2 separate regions of the Homo sapiens genome follow, and region 1 is linked to region 2. Evidence: chromatin loops called from intact Hi-C (ENCODE). Cell type or tissue: IMR-90. All regions are shown on one strand.

Evidence for each region. A loop is a pair of places that touch in the nucleus more often than their neighbours do. Peaks named below come from ENCODE experiments on the same cell type or tissue, not always from the same donor. Only the 100,000 strongest peaks of a DNase experiment are listed, where the experiment ranks them.
Region 1: a loop joins it to region 2, with 7 times the contacts of the local background. A loop is called at or near these places in 2 of 110 quality-filtered maps.

What each region holds. Positions count from the first base shown.
Region 1 is chr6:53,510,220-53,518,219 of GRCh38, forward strand. GCLC (glutamate-cysteine ligase catalytic subunit) reads right to left here. Exons shown (of 16, transcript NM_001498.4): 4 at 5,890-6,003; 5 at 4,220-4,278; 6 at 3,985-4,118. Among named protein-coding and RNA genes, the nearest start is that of GCLC, 31 kb to the right of the region's middle. In IMR-90, a CTCF peak has its summit at 3,659 (motif pointing right); no DNase peak of the experiment used is centred here; H3K27ac peaks cover 583 bases.
Region 2 is chr6:53,951,836-53,959,835 of GRCh38, forward strand. All of the region lies in intron 1 of LOC101927189 (a long non-coding RNA gene), which reads left to right. Among named protein-coding and RNA genes, the nearest start is that of MLIP-IT1, 43 kb to the right of the region's middle. In IMR-90, a CTCF peak has its summit at 4,450 (motif pointing left); a DNase peak (open chromatin) is centred at 4,436.

The sequences.
Region 1 (8,000 bases), 440 kb before region 2:
AACAGACAGAAAAAGAGGCCCTCTAAGTGGCTAGGTCTTCAGGGCTGGTGCCCAGAAGAAAAACCCGAGTTGTAGAAAGACCTGGGGAGTAGGCTCAGAGAATGTCCTGAAGATGGGGAGATCACCCAGGAAGCCTGCACAAGGATGGTAGGTAGGACACTTAAGAGTTAGGCAGAGAAAAGATCATATAACTTGGTGAGCATAAATTCTTTGTTACCCAACAGAAACCAAAAAAAAAAAAACCTGCTTTTTTTTCCAAGACGGTAGAAGGGGCAAGGAACACAAATTGTGTTTGTTAGCACATTTGTAATAACTGCAAGTTGGGAACAGTTTTAATCTCCTCTGTTGTTATTCAATAATGACAGTTTGAATTTCATGTTGTTATTCATTAATGACAGCTTGAATTTAGTGTTGGTACACGACATAATTTCAGTGTTTAAGACTTGAAATAACAGCAGCTAAGTGAATATTTTACTGTTATAATCTCAACCTGTTAGTTCCAATGGTTTTAGCTAGATCTCAACTTTGTTTTCCACAGCAATGTCTATTGGAGACTCAAGTTTGCCTGCTCAATTATAACCACATTTCATGTCAATGTGGAGACTGTATTAACTAGTCATTACTAATTTAATAATTAATTCAACACAGAGAAAAGCTGTGTCATAGGCATCAAAGAATAAGAGTTTCAAAGGTTAAAGTAGACACAAATTGATAAGGGTTGGCAATTAAGTCACTGATAACCAAACCAAGGGCAGTTTCTGCAAAGAGGTGGGAACTTGGAAATCGCTTTGCATATGGCATGAAATTACATGAGCAGTGAGGAAATGGGAGCTGGTACCCAAAGTCTTTATGCACTTATTTGCTGAAGTAGAAGCTCCAGAAGGGCGGGGATCTTTCTTCCCATTCTCTATCCCAAGTGCGCAGGACAGCATCTGATACCTGGTTAGTGCTTAACAAATGAGAATCTTGGAAAAAAAAAAGTGGGGGGGGGGTGCTAAAGAGGATGACATGCGGTCAAAGGTATAGTGAGAAACCTGAAAGACCGGGACCCCAAAAGCCAAACTGACAAGGCATTGAGATTTTAAAAAAACCAAAAAACAAAAAACTACATGTTTCCCAAGTATTTTGACTAAAGAATTATTTTGAACATGCATCTCTTAGATTTTTTAGGTCTTTTTTGTGTTGCTCTTAGGTATTTGAGTATGTGTCATTTTTGTTTTTAAAAAGATACTATGAGAAGCAGGTTTTCTTTCCAGTTTTTCAACTGGCTTCTCTTAGATGGCCTAGTATACAATACATAATTCGTAGGTGAATCCTGGGAAATTCAACCCCAGAGAAGTATACAACAGTGAAGTGACTTAGTTATTTTAAATGCATTTAGTAATTAGCTTTCTTAGTCTACAGCTGATATGCAATCAAATTAAATAGGACATCACTGTGGATAATGGCTTTAATGGAAGGAAAAAAAGTTCTTATACCTTAAAAAGCTATGAATACATGACTAATTTGGGCTTCTAGTGTCGTTTTGAGGCATCATATGAAGGAGACACACAATGTTGCTAGGAAACTGATGGGGGTGGGGTTGGGGGTGGAGGGAGGAACTAAGGAACATATATGTTAGAAACTGAAACATCTAATCTAAACTTTATCTACAACCCAGATTTGAAGTCACATGACTTTGGGGGGGGGGGTGGGAGGGGCTACCATAACCTGTCATGAACTTAGTGCTTTTTTTTTTTTTTTTTTTGAGACAAAGACTTGCTCTGTTCCCCAGGCTGGAATGCAGTGGCACGATCTTGGCTCACTGCAACCTCCGCCTCCCAGGTTCAAGCGTTTCTCATGCCTCAGACTCCTCAGTAGCTGGGATTACAGGCACATGCCACCAGGTCTAATTTTTGTATTTTTAGTAGAGATGAGATTTTGCCATGATGACCAGGCTTGTCTCAAACTCCTGACCTCAAGTGATCTGCCCATCTCAGCCTCCCAAAGTGCTGGGATTACAGGCATGAGCCACCGTGCCTGGCTGTGAACTTGGTGCTTTTTAAGTGATTCCTGAAAAGCCCCAAAACAGTCAATAATTTGAATGTGGTTAAAATCCTTTTTGCTTTATACAGTAAGTCTTCCATTAGCCTTACAAAATTACTTTAAAACTATTTTTTCTACTTTACTAAGCAGTTTCTTTTTTTTTTTTCCATCTCTCTAATGATACATAATAGATGTACACAGTTTCAGGGCACATGTGATAATTTAATACATTCATATAATTTGTAAAGATCAAATCAGTGTACTTGGGAAAGAAGTTGGTTTAGTGTTCCACTGAAGAGATATAAAGCAGGGATTTCGGTGGTGAATTGGCAAAATTCATTTCATGTGCCACACACTTTATCTGAGCTAACGATTTTTTTTAAGTGGAGTAGTGAAACTGTACATGTCACTGGGAAAAAGAAAACAATCCTAAGCTTACACTAGATGGAAAAATTCTATCTACAAGCAACAAAAATATTTATCATCTACCATTAGGAAGCATTTACTAGTATACATACAGTGTTTCAGTGGAAAGAATATCCCTTTGGAACCATATCAGAGAAACTATGCGGTCTTCGGCAGAACACCCTGGTTTAATATTAAACCAAGAAAAGGCAATCAATACTCTTAACAGCACTTATACAATTTTAAAACCATGTACTGTAAGCTCTAGAACTTAATGGTTTTCTTTAGAAATACTTGTAATTAAGATAGGAAACAGGCAGTTAAAAGTCGAAAGATCTCTTTTTTCGTGAAGTGTGATGGTTTATGTTTATTTGGAAGTCACATATCTTATACTACCTATAAATGTCAAGAAAACAGAAAGAAATTATCCTTGGCCATGTTATTTAAACACATTCAGAATGGAAAAATCTGATTCCAGCATTCAATTTGGATTATACTTAGTTTTGAAAATAAATAGACCAGAGATATATGCACAAGAAGTGTGTGTGCACGCTGCAGCTGTTTCAGGTGAAGGAAGGCTGGGTTCTGGGTCTTTGCACTGAGAGCAGTCAGGCTGGCGGCTCAGAGGGGTCTTACATGGGTCCAGGCTCTGCACGGCCCTGTGCCTCTAAGGACGCTGTTTTGAATCAGCTGAAGTAATCACAACTGGATAAAATTTCCTTGGACATTAAATAACAAGCAGCCTCTCTCTTTTACTTCTGTTAGTTAAGGCAATAAAATAAATATTAGCTTAGAGTCAGACCTAGAAGGGGACTTAATATCAGCCCTTCTTTCAACTGATGAAAAATCTGAGCCAAAAGAAGTAAAGGGAGTTGCCCAAAAACCTGAGTAGTGACAGAGCCAAAAGCCAACTGCAGGCTTTTGTGTGGCCACCTGATGGGTTCCATGCTCTTCCACTCTGGTCCTAAGTGAGCTTGGACACACTCACTGCCAGGGGCACCATCATTTAAACAGATCCAGGAAAATTTTTAAATGGGTAAACAGAGACAGGCTCCTGTATACTTTACTCAGGGGCAAGACAAACACAAGCTGCTAAATATTTATTCTTTTTGTACCGCTAGACAGCTTTGCACAAATCCCTTGGATCACAAAATCATTGGAATACTTCCATCAGAGCTCATTTTCAGAGTTTTGAACAATATTTAAACCACCTCACTAGCCTGTCACGAGATGGCAGTAAAAACTAGGCATATAAAAAGAGAAGGGAAACAATGACAGAATATATTGCATTTTAAGTTAACTGAAATTACAGTTATAAAGGTATATATACCGTATATACCTTTGTGGTGAACAACAGAGTCTGTAGAACTATTAGTCATAGACAGCTTCCAATGAATTTACTAATATAACTTCATGTTTTTCAGAAAGGCATACCAGCTACCATTTCAACCTCATTAAAATGTGATTTTTGGAACAGGAAACATGCATATATAAAGAAGTTAAAAAACAGAAATGGATGGAACACTTTGCCTCTCTGTATATTTGAAACTATACCTGGAGACAGCAATTGCCCATTCCAAATCCCATGGCATCCATGTAAATATGATCCGGCTTAGAAGCCCTTGAAGCTTCATCATCCTCAGTAAATGTTTCTATAAATGGAGATGGTGTATTCTTGTCCTTAAATACTGTATTATAAAAATACAAAAATAAAAATGGTTTAGAATCCAGGATTAAACAACAATACAACATGTCTCTCTCCCACCCCACCACCTCTCAGTAGACTTACTTGGTACATTGATGACAACCTTTTCTCCTCTCCTATGTCGGATATTTCTTGTTAAGGTACTAAAACAGACAACCAAACGTCATAAATTGGTCACCTAAGAGTCATCGTGTAAAAGAAGAATTTGATTACATACAAGTAAGTGGAATGAAATCATACCTCAAATTAGTTATCTAAGACAACTCAACAGAAAATGTATCTGTGGTGTCAAGACACTACAAGGGAACTTTGTGATTAAAGATTTTGCATTAGTATCAATTCTTTGGCTCCTGCTCGAGAATGCCGTTCTGTCTCCTGCTCAACCCCTGCTCCCAAGGCTCCCTGTAACTTACCAAATCAATTCAGGTGTTCAAAGTCTGCCATGGTCTGCTTTCACTGTTTGCAACATGTCCCAAATTAACTCCAAAGACTTTGGTCAAACTTTAGTACCCACTTTGCCCAGGCATCTCTGGAGCCCCAATACCTTGCTCCTCCCTCCCTCATCTCTGCAGGATTAATAATTATCCTCCAGACTCATGCTTGTTTAGTCCAGAAGCTACCAGGCACACAGTGGCCACTGAGTACTTGAAATATGGCTTGTCCTAATGAAAACATGCACATGCTGTGAGAGTAAAATATACACCAGATTTTGAAGACTCCGTACAAAAAAAATGTAAAATTACTTGTGAGTAAAGGATTACATGGATCAAATGATAACATTTTTGGACGTTTTGGGTTAAACAAAATATAAAATTATGTTCATCTGGTTTTTACTTTAATGTGGCTATGAGAACATTTACAATTACATGTTTCTATGGGCAGTGCTGCTATAGACTCAGCTTAAATGCCACCTCTTCCGTGAAGCCTGCTTTGATTCCCTCAGTCAGAAGCACCTTACTTTCTCCAAGAAGGATTTCTGGTGCATCTTTTGACATCTGTCATAATCTATCTCTTCTTGAGCAGCTGAATTATTTTTATTTTCCTTTAAACACATGACAACATATGAAGTTAGAAACTACGTCTACAAATATCTGTCTTCCCCAAAAGGCTCTGCACATAGCAAACGTGAGGGCCTGTTAAAGGAATGAACGCTGAGAAGTCTCCATGTTCCCACTCTGGATCAGGAGCCTAGGCTCAGGATGACAGATGAGCATGCATTGTACAAAGCTAAGATCAGGCTAGTGAGAGCCTTAAAGCAACTTAAAACCTCAGAATTGAACAACAAACCAACAGAACTTGAAGTTAATGGAAGAGAGTGCCTATTATATATATCAGGTACTGCACCTATTTTATAAGTTATATAGAGTAAGATGGGCAAATCACAGATACTGATGGTTAGAGAGGACAAAAAAGGAGAAATAACTAAGAGAAAAAAAAAATCCCAGTAGGCATTTACAGACCTAGGACTGAAAATAATCTCCCTATTAAAAGAGTTATTCGCAGTGGCTCAGCGAATAACTTTGTGACGACTTGGAGAATTGACAAATCAAGCCTGGTGCACGCATCAACAACCAAGAAGCCTGGGGGTACTGAAGATGTGAACAGGTGCACATCTGCTATCTTCTCTGGTTACTTAGGAAGAGAGCCAAAACTCAGTTAATGCTCAAAAAGGATTTCTAGACAGAAATACTATACTCTCAGAAGTCAGGGGTCTAGTGAAGGGCATCTGCATTTCAACACAAAGCCATACTCACCTGAAGCGAGGGTGCTTGTTTATTGCTTCATCTGGAAAGAAGAGGGACTTGGAAGCTCCTCCTTCCACTGGGTTGGGTTTGACCTCGGGCAGTGTGAACCCAGGACAGCCTAATCTACAACAAATTGAAGAACTAAATAGATGGGATTTGTTTTCAAGAATTAATTGTGTGCAGTCTTGCCATCACTGCACCTGCCAAAGACACCTCATTTCTAGTATCCCCTTTTCAGAGGGCTTTGTGTTTACAAAACAGATGTTGTGTAAATACTGTGCCCCTTTACAACCACTCCCCACACTTCTTGCTCACAAGGATCTTCTTTTAATTCCAGCCCACTACTAACTTTATCCAAGTCTCCACTCACTCACAAACCACACAGCACTTACTCGGGTCCTCTCCATCTCTTCATCTAATAGGAAGGACTGATAGCACAGAAGTCATTTCCCTTGGTCACATCAGCTGTCATGGGTGACAGGTGTCCCCTACATGGCCTATGAGGTGTCTTCCTTTTCCATCTCTAAACTCTCAGATTATCTTTGGACCTGCTGCATGGCACCACTGCCTCCCACTTCCTGGTAGGCTCTGAATCTGGAAGGAGCCTGTTTTTTGCCTCTATAGGTCACCTCATGAGTCCCTCAAGATTAGGGAGTGTCTCTGCAGGTGTCCCCATCTACCCCTGAGATCACCCTCTGAAGTCTGAAACCCAATCCTATTCTCTTACTTGACTTAAGGAGCTCTAATTTCAACACAGAAAAATGAAGCTCCATATTTATTCCTAAGTGTAAAGCTCAAATTCTACATCACTTTTAGTGATGGCCCCAGTTTTTCCAAGTTAGGAATTTGAGGTCAATATTACATGTGCTGTGAGGGAGGACAAAGACTAAGCGAAAGCCAAACAAGGGAGGAGTTTTAAATTAGTGGGAAGAAACTTTTGGCTTGAGGATCAAGACTAGCTCATATCTTTTAAAAAAAAATTTTTTTTTTTTTTTTTTTTTTTCTGAGAAAGGGTCTTGCTCTGTCTCCCAGGCTGGAGTGCAGTGGTGCAATCATAGCTCAGTGCAGCCTTGAACTCCTGGGCTCAAGTCATCCTCCTGCCTCAGGCTCCTGAGTAGCTGGGATTACAGGCATGAGTCACTGTACCAAGTTTTTTTTTTTTTTTTTTTTTTTTTTTTCCAGGGACGAGGTCTCACTATGCTACCCAGAATGGTCTTTAACTCCTAGGCTCCAGTAATCCTTCTGCCTCAGCCTCCTAAAGTACTGGGATTACAAGCACGTGCCACCTCACCTGGCCATCAATGCCTTATTTTTAACCCCTACCTTTTCTTAATATAAAATAAAGTATCTGTTGCCTGCCCAAATCCACCTTGTAAACAATTGAAGGTAGTGATCTTATCTAGAAAACAGTTCCCAGCTACAAGGGTTCTTGAGAATTCTTGAAGCTATGTGCATTATTTACTATGAGCCTAGAACCTTAGGAATAGTCCTTTGGGAGAGTAATAAACTTAAATCTGAGGGGATTCCTTGCTCACCAGAATCAGATTGGATGAAGAGAGAATGAGAATGTGTTTGTGTGGAAGGGAGAAGGTAGAATCAGAACTTGCATCTTCGGACACCTACGGCACTGCTTCATTCTAGAGCAGTGCTGTCCCACAGAACTTTCTGGAGTGATGGAAATGTTTAATATCTCCACTATCCAAACCGATGTGGTAGTCACTAACCACGTGGCTACTGAGCCCTTGAAATGAGGCTAGTTCCTCAGTCACATCAGGAACTACAATTTTCATTTTATATAATTTTAATTTTAAATAGTCACATGATTACTGTTTTGGACTAGAGTTCCACACTATAAATCTTTGCATCTTTATAAAGTCACCCTGTTTACACTTAAGAACCAGAGCACTCCTTTCTCTCTTGATCCTATACTACAACAAAACTTTATCATTTATTGTGGATGTATAGGGAGGCTTCTAACCACTAAATAACTAATAATTATTGTTTCAAGTCCCAAAATACCTTCCTATATGGACAGGGTATAAAAAATTATACATATAATTTTTTCTAAATTACAGGTTTTTAGAATAAAGCTTATTCCTCTGTCTCAACTTTCCCTTCAC
Region 2 (8,000 bases):
GGTGATGAAATAATCTGTACAACAAACCCCCATGACACAAGTTTACCTATATAACAATCCTGCACATGTAGTCCTGAACTTAAAAGTTATTAAAAAATGTAATGCACACATAGCTAATTTTTATTTAAAAGAATAATAATAGAAATCTAATAAGCACCCACATACATCCCATCCATCTCAAGAAACAGAACATTGTCAATGTTTCCGAATTCCTCTGTCTGCCTTAACTGATCATGTACCCTTCTCTGCCCACACTCCAGACAGGGCAAGTCTCCAGAATTTTTATCCGTCTCTTGCTTCTCTTTTTAGTTTTAACTCACATACATATTCCACTAATTGACACATTAGTTCTGCCTGTTTTTGATGTTTATATAATGTATAGTCTGTGCTCTTTTGTATCTTGTGCTTACACATATATTTTTGAGATTCATCATGTTAATATTGGTAGTTGGCCTTTTGTTCACCACTGTATAATGTTCTGTAGCATGAATGTATCAAAACTAATATATTAGTTCTACTCATGATTGACATCAAGATATTTTTTCTATTATGAATGCTGCTTCTATGATTATTCTTTTTCTTATTTTTTATTTTTTTGTAGAGATGGGAGTCTCACTTTGTTGCTCAAGCTAGTTTCAAACTCCTGGCTTCAAGCAATCCTCCCACCTCAGCCTCTCAAAGTGCTGGGATTACAGTTGTGAACCACCACAGACAGCCTATGATCATTATTCTTTTTTTTTTTTTTTTTGAGATGGAGTCTCACTCCGTTGCCCAGGCTGGAGTGCAGTGGTGTGTGATCCCGGCTCACCTCAACTTCCGCCTCCTGGGTTCAAGCGATTCTTCTGCCTCAGCCTACCGAGTAGCTGGGAATACAGGCATGTGCCACCATGCCCAGCTAATTTTGTATATTTAGTAGAGACGGGGTTTCACCATGTTAGCCAGGCTGACCTCAAACTCCCGACCTCAGGTGATCCGCCCACGTCGGTCTCCCAGACTGCTGGGATTACAGGCGTGAGCCACCGCGCCCGGCCATGATCATTCTTAAACACGGCTTCTGAAGTGCTTCTGCAAGAGTTTCTCTTTGGTTACAATCCTTGAAATAGGAATACTGAGTGGAAGAATAAATGCATGCCCAATTTACTAAGGGACACCAAAATATTTTTCAATGTATTTTCCTATTAATAATCACTTCAGCAGTGTTTAAGAATTCCTATCGCTACATATCCTTTCTTACTGTCAGTACTATCTTTTATCTTTTTTTCAATCTGGTGGTCATGCATATATGCATATTTCACAATATATTTGTGAAATGATGTCTGATCTCTCACAATAAATATATGAAATTATACCTGATATTTAATTTGCATTTCCTGACTAATCCAATTCCTGACTTCATAAGGTTGAGTCTCTTTTTAGGAATTATAGGTACTCTTCTCCTCTTTTGTGAAATTCCTATTCCTGTCTTGCCTGCTTTTATGGAGTTTATTGTTCTCATTATGTAATAGGCATTTCTTATTTGAAGTACTTTGTCAAGTGTATTGCAAATGTTGTCTCCTGGTTTGTGGCCTGTCTTTTAACTTGGTGACGTCTTTGATGAGTAGGATATACAGAAGTTGTTAAAAATTTAATGTAGTCAAATATACCAATGCTTTCCTTTATGGTTTGCATTAAGAAATCCTTCCCTTCTCTGAAGTCATAAATCCATTCTCCTAGATGCTCTACTAAATATTTAAAAAATTACATTTAACATTTTAATTTCTTAATCCATGTGGAATGTCTGTGTGTGCATGTTTGTGTGTATAATACCCAAAATGCTTGATCAGGTAAGCATTTCATATCTGAAGAGGCTGTCCTGGCACCAGGATTCGGGACAGGAAGCATGGCATGCCAGAAGAGTACATCTCTGTATCTCTTTAGTTGGAGTCCACCCAGGATTCTATGGTCCTAATTAATATAGTGTTATAAGCCTGGATACCTGGGGAGTCAAGTCTACCTATTTTGGTAGATAGGCCTTGTCTGTTTGTGATGGCGCTTTTGATCTGTCAACCTGGTCAGGCTACAGGCCAGTTATACAAACATAATCCAGGTACTGCTGTGAAAGAATTCGGCCTATGGAATTACAGCTCTTAAGTCAGTTGACTTCAAGTAAGGAAGATTATTCTGGATTATCTGGGTAGGCCTGATTGAATTGTTAGAAGGCCTTAAATGCAGGACTGAGGTTTCCCCAGGAGAGAGAAGAAATTCCACCTGTGGATGAGAGCTGTGGCTTGTTCCTGTGAAGTCTCATTGTGCTCATGACGACTTTCTGCATGCATTTGGGACTTGTTTAACCAGCCCCTGCAATCATGTATGCCAATTCCTTGCAATAAATTTCTGTGTCTCTCGCTGTTTCTCTTTGTCCCTGTCTGCCTCTCTGTTTCTGTATTTCTCTCTGTATGTATGTGTGTATACATACACACACACATATATATTCATATATATATATATATATTTCTTCCTCTGCTTCTCTGTTTGAACCTTGACTTAAGCATTCTTCTCTCTTTCATATATATTACAAAATCAACTTGTCAGGTTGATTTTGTAATTTATACATGTTTGGGTTTCAATGTATATTACATTAAATCTATATGATAATTTGGATGGAATTGATATCTTCACAGAATTGAATCTTTCTATCCATGTTTTTCCACTTAGGTCTTTTTAATACCTTTCCATAGAGTTATAATTTTCTGCAAAAGCTTTATTTTTGTAGCTGTTACAAGTGTCAATTTCTAAACCTTGTTCTTATAAAAGACATACATAAAAATTGCATGGCTTAATGAATTATTATAAACACGCATATAATCACTGCTCAGGTTAAGAAACAGAACATTGCCTGAAGCTTGCTGAGTGCCTCTGCCTGTTCACAACCCACTTCCTCTACCTGAAACACAATCATTATTCGGACCTTAGAAAACTGCCTCACTTCCTTTTCTCCCTCTTGTCCTTCCACAATTTTGTCACTTCTGTAAGAATTTCTAAATAATATGATTTAGCACTTTATAGAAATGGAATCAGGCAGCAGTGTGAGTCCATATTATTATTTAAACTTTACTCTTTCTCATTAAATACGTGTTTATCATTATGAAATGACCCTCATTGCCTCTTAAAGTCTTTTTTTTACTTTAATGTCTACTTTGTGTGATATTAATAGAGCACACTAAGATTTTCCCCATCCTTTTATGTTTTGCCTTTCTGAATCCCTATTCCTGGTGACCACTGTGGTTTGCCACATCTTAAAAATATTTTTGCAGAGAACCCTTTACTATGTTATTGCCCTCTGAGCTACAAGACATTATATATTTGGTACAGATTTTCTAGTTTTTTTAAGAGGATGGCGAGTGCAAATTAAATTCATCTGATTTGCTTTTATTAGAAGCAGAGTCCCCAGTTGTATCTTCTTTTAAATTGCTTTTTATTTGTGGATGGCTTTATAAAATAAGTTTTTGTGCATTGATCCTACACCCTGCAGACTTGCTAAACTCGTTAATTTTTAGCTTTTTATATATAAATTCTTTCAAATTTCCATGTAGATAATCATATTATTAGCAAATGATGAGAGATTTCATTCTTTTTGATCCTTACACCTTATATTTCTTTTCCTTGTCTTGCACTGGCAAGTATCTCCAATACAATAAATATAAAATAGCAATTAGGCTTTGGTTTCTGATTTTAAAGGGAATCCATTTAATGTTTTGCACTAAGCAAAATATTTGCATGTTTTTTAAAATTGGTATGCTTTATCAGATCAAGCAAATTCCTTTTTATTCCTAGTTTGCTAAGAGATTTTTTAAAAACATCATAAAGTGTTATTGAGTTTTATTAGAGCTTATTCTGAATCTATTAAGATGATCATACGGTTTCTCTGAATCTGTTATTGTGGTGAGTTACATTCTTAGGTTTTTCTAATGTTGAACCAATTTTGCACCTTGAATAAATTCTACCTGATTATGTGCATTATCACTTTTATACATTTATTGATTTGGTTTATTTAGAGCTTTTGCATCTACGTTCTTAAATGGCCTGGAATTTAACTTTTGTATAATGTCCATGTCTGATTTGACAGCATGTTTACACAAACCTCATTAAATGAGTTGGGGAGTGTCTCCTGTTGTTCTTTCTTTGAAAGAACTAGTATAAGCTTGGAATTATGTGTTCCTTGAATACTCAGGAGAGCTCACTTGTAAGCCCTCTGGGTTCTGTGTTCTCTGTGGGAAGACTGTAACTACTGATTTAATTTATAGGCTGGATCTACCATCATTAAAGATTCTCACCATGGGAATGCCTGCTGTACCAGCAGAGCCCAGGCTGTGTGACAGCTGGGAAGTCCCTATTACCTTGCTGTCCTCCTGTCCCTTTCCAACTTTCCTGGAGGCAAAATCCACAGGGGCTGCAGCTCCCCCCAGTGGCTACAGAAGAGCAGCTCTGAAGGAGAGCTTGTTAGCGGTGGGCAGCTGCAGCCTGGGGAACCACATAGGCTCTGGGCACTTGCCTGCACCGTCCAAAGGCTGCCATCTTCTCCATCTTTGAGTAGGCTTGCTCGAGTCAGGAGGAAATAAGGACCGAGAGGGACAAGTGAGAACCAAGAAAGGAGGGCTAGTGAGAGTGTAATGGTTCTGTAGGCTCCCCATTGTACGGCTCACTGACATTTAGTTGCTAGATAGGGGATAGCCCAGGGAGGGGGCAGTGGTGGCAGCCATGTGGTGGGTGCCTGGTCAGAGGGCGGGCTCAGTTTGGCAGCTCTTTACCAGCCAGTAAGGACAGAGATCTCAACATTTTAATGTCTGTTGTAGCTGTTCTACTGTGCACCAGCTCTGAACACTGGATTTAGATTTCTGGATTGACATTATTTTCTTTCAGCTCTTTGAAGATATTATATCACAGGCATCTGGCTTCATTATTCTGTGAGAATTTAGCTATTAATCAAACTGTAAATTCTTTGTAGATAATTTATCTTTTCTCTCCAACAGCTTTTGGTGTCTTTTTCCTCTTCTAGTGTCTTACAGTTTCATGATAACATATCTAAGTGTCATTTCTCTGTATTCAGCCTGCTTGGCTTCCTGATGGGAGGACTGGACTCTTGCATCAGTATTAGGAAGTTGTCAGGTGCTGTCTTTTGATTGTTGCCCTCCTCATTCTCTCAATTACCTCCTTCTGAATTGCCTATTGTGCCTTCTCACTTTTTCCTCATATCTTTCCATCACTTCATTTCTCTCTGATGACTTCTAGATAAATTCTTCAGATCTAACTCTCACTTTTTTGATTTTCTATGATAATTCCAGCATTTGAAGTGTTTGTGAGTCTACTCTTGGGATATATCACTTTGCTGATTCTCACTCAAGTGACTTGTTTCCTTTGTGTTTTCTGGTTTTTAATTGTAAGGTCTGAATTTTTTTTTCTTTAAACCTTTATCTGTGAGAGATATTTGAGGTTCTGAATTTGAAGTACTTGGGTCAGGGATCTCTTTAAGCTAAATTTTCATATTGGGGGTTTGCAGTAACCATGAAAGTAGTGTGAATTCCAGACCCAAACCCAGTTTGTTATGATATTGTAGTTACTAATTTTGCAGAAAAGATAGCCCCACTCCTGCCAGTTTACCAGAGACAAGGCAAAAATAACCAAGTGAATATTACTACTTGCTTTCTCTATGAGGGATGGAGGTTAGAGAGGCTCTATTTTACTCACTGTAGATGTCAGCCTTGAGAATCTCAGCGTTGAAAGTCATGGTTCTCTTACCCAGTCTCCTATGTGTCCTTCTTGACTTGGGCCCAGACATTCTCCAGGCTCTGGTGCTTGGCCAATTAATTTTCTCCAGGTTTTTCTGTAAGCTCTGTAAGGTAAGGTTTCACTTCATGTCTAGCAGTCATATTGCCGGGAGTGAGTGTACACTGTACTTGAAAAGAAACCCATTTTACAATTAGGAAACTGAGGCACAGAGAGATTAAGTAACTTGCCCAGGATCATAGAACTAGTAAGTGGTCAAGTTGGGACTGAGATCTAGGCAGCTGACTCTGCTGACCAAGTACTTAAACCAAACACAGGCTGCCCTATGGTAATTCTTCATTCTTCTTAATCTACCTCCACAAATGTTCTGTTGGGCTTTTTTTTTTTTTGATGAAGTCTCGCCCTGTCACCAGGCTGGAGTGCGGTGGCACGATCTCAGCTCACTGCAATCTCTGCCTCCCAGGTTCAAGCAATTCCCCTGCCTCAGCCTCCTGAGTAGCTGGGACTACAGTCACGCACCACCATGCCTGGTTAATTTTTTGTATTTTAGTAGAGACAGAGTTTCACCATGTTTGCCAGGATGGTCTTGATCTCCTGACCTCATGATCCTCCCGCCTTGGCCTCCCAAAGTGCTTGTTCTGTTGGGCTTTCTAAACATTTTTTTCCTAGGCATTACATTTTTTTTTGGAAGTAACTCCAGGAAGCTCACTATTTTGCAAACACTCTGGATGTATTACCCTGGTTTAAGGTACCTCATAAGAAACGGGAAAGGAGTAAAGCTGGGAAGGTGGGAAATGGAGTTCTGTTGATTCATTTGAAAAGGCATTAATACTGTGAGAAGGTGACCAGGAAACAGCCTCTCCAAGCACCTTGAGAAGTTTTCTGAATGAATGTAGATAGCTAATGGGAATCTCAATGGAAACAGAGGGACAGTCCCTGATGCTTTATACAGGTCACCTCTCTCTCTAACAACTCTTGGGGCTTCAATGCTCGCTCCTGGTGAACAACTCTTGGGGCTAGATGCTCATAGTTCTGTAGGGTGGGAAGTCCAAGATCAAGGCATGAGATCAAGATCAGACTAAAAAACAAGAGAGCTCTCTGAGGCCTATTTTTTAAAGGCAATGGTTCCATTCATGAAGGCCCCACTTTCATGACCTAATCAGCAACCCAAAATCCTACCTCCTAATACCATCACGTTAGTGACTCAGATTTCAACATAGGAATTTCGGAGGGCACATTTGGTCTGTAGCATGAGTATATGGTGTCTATTGTATACGTCTTTCAACATTTTAATATGTTTGAACATTTTCACAATTAAATATAGACGAGAAGGGGAAAAAAGTAGCCTGGGGTCGATCCCTACCTCATTGCAGGTTCCTTTCAAGTGACTTCTCACTTTTGTCAGCAAATATACTTAATATAGTACTCTGTACACACAGCTGCTCATGAAACAGAAAACTAACATCTAAATTATCATCTAAAAGTATATGGTGCTCCCCATCCCCATCTGCCACATATGATTCAAAATAAAATAATACAAACCTGAAAAAATATGCATGAAAAAGTCTATCCAAGTTTAGACTTTTCCCATTTTAGAAACGTGATAACATTTCTAAATATTTTCTATATGTGTTCTTGCTTTGCTGGTTCTCTAAGCATGGACTTACTATGCAACTTGGGCAGTCTAGCACTGGTAGGCTCTTGCATTTGTTAATTACGGAAAAAGTAGCTTTTTTTAAAAAAAAATATTTATTTATTTATTTATTTATTTATTTATTTATTTATTTTTGAGATGGCGTCTTGCTCTGTCGCCCAGGCTGGAGTGCAGCGGCACAATTTTGGCTCACTGCAAGCTCCACCTGCCAAGTTCATGCCATTCTCCTGCCTCAGCCTCCCGAGTAGCTGGGACTACAGGTGCCGGCCACCACACCCAGCTAATTTTTTTCATATTTTAAGTAGGGACGGGGTTTCACCGTGTTAGCCAGGATGGTCTCGATCTCCTGACCTCATGATCCGCCCACCTCGGCCTCCCAAAGTGCTAGGATTACAGGTGTGAGCCACTGCACCCGGCCGGAAAAAGTAGCTTTATAAGGGACTGAAGCTTGTCCATGCCTGCAGGTAATATCCACCTAATTTCATGGCAAGCTAAACTCTCTTTTATCACTATCTAGATAAATTCGGCATTATATTCTCATTAAAACCCATCTTTGCTTAAAATACTGGCTACCTTGTGTGTG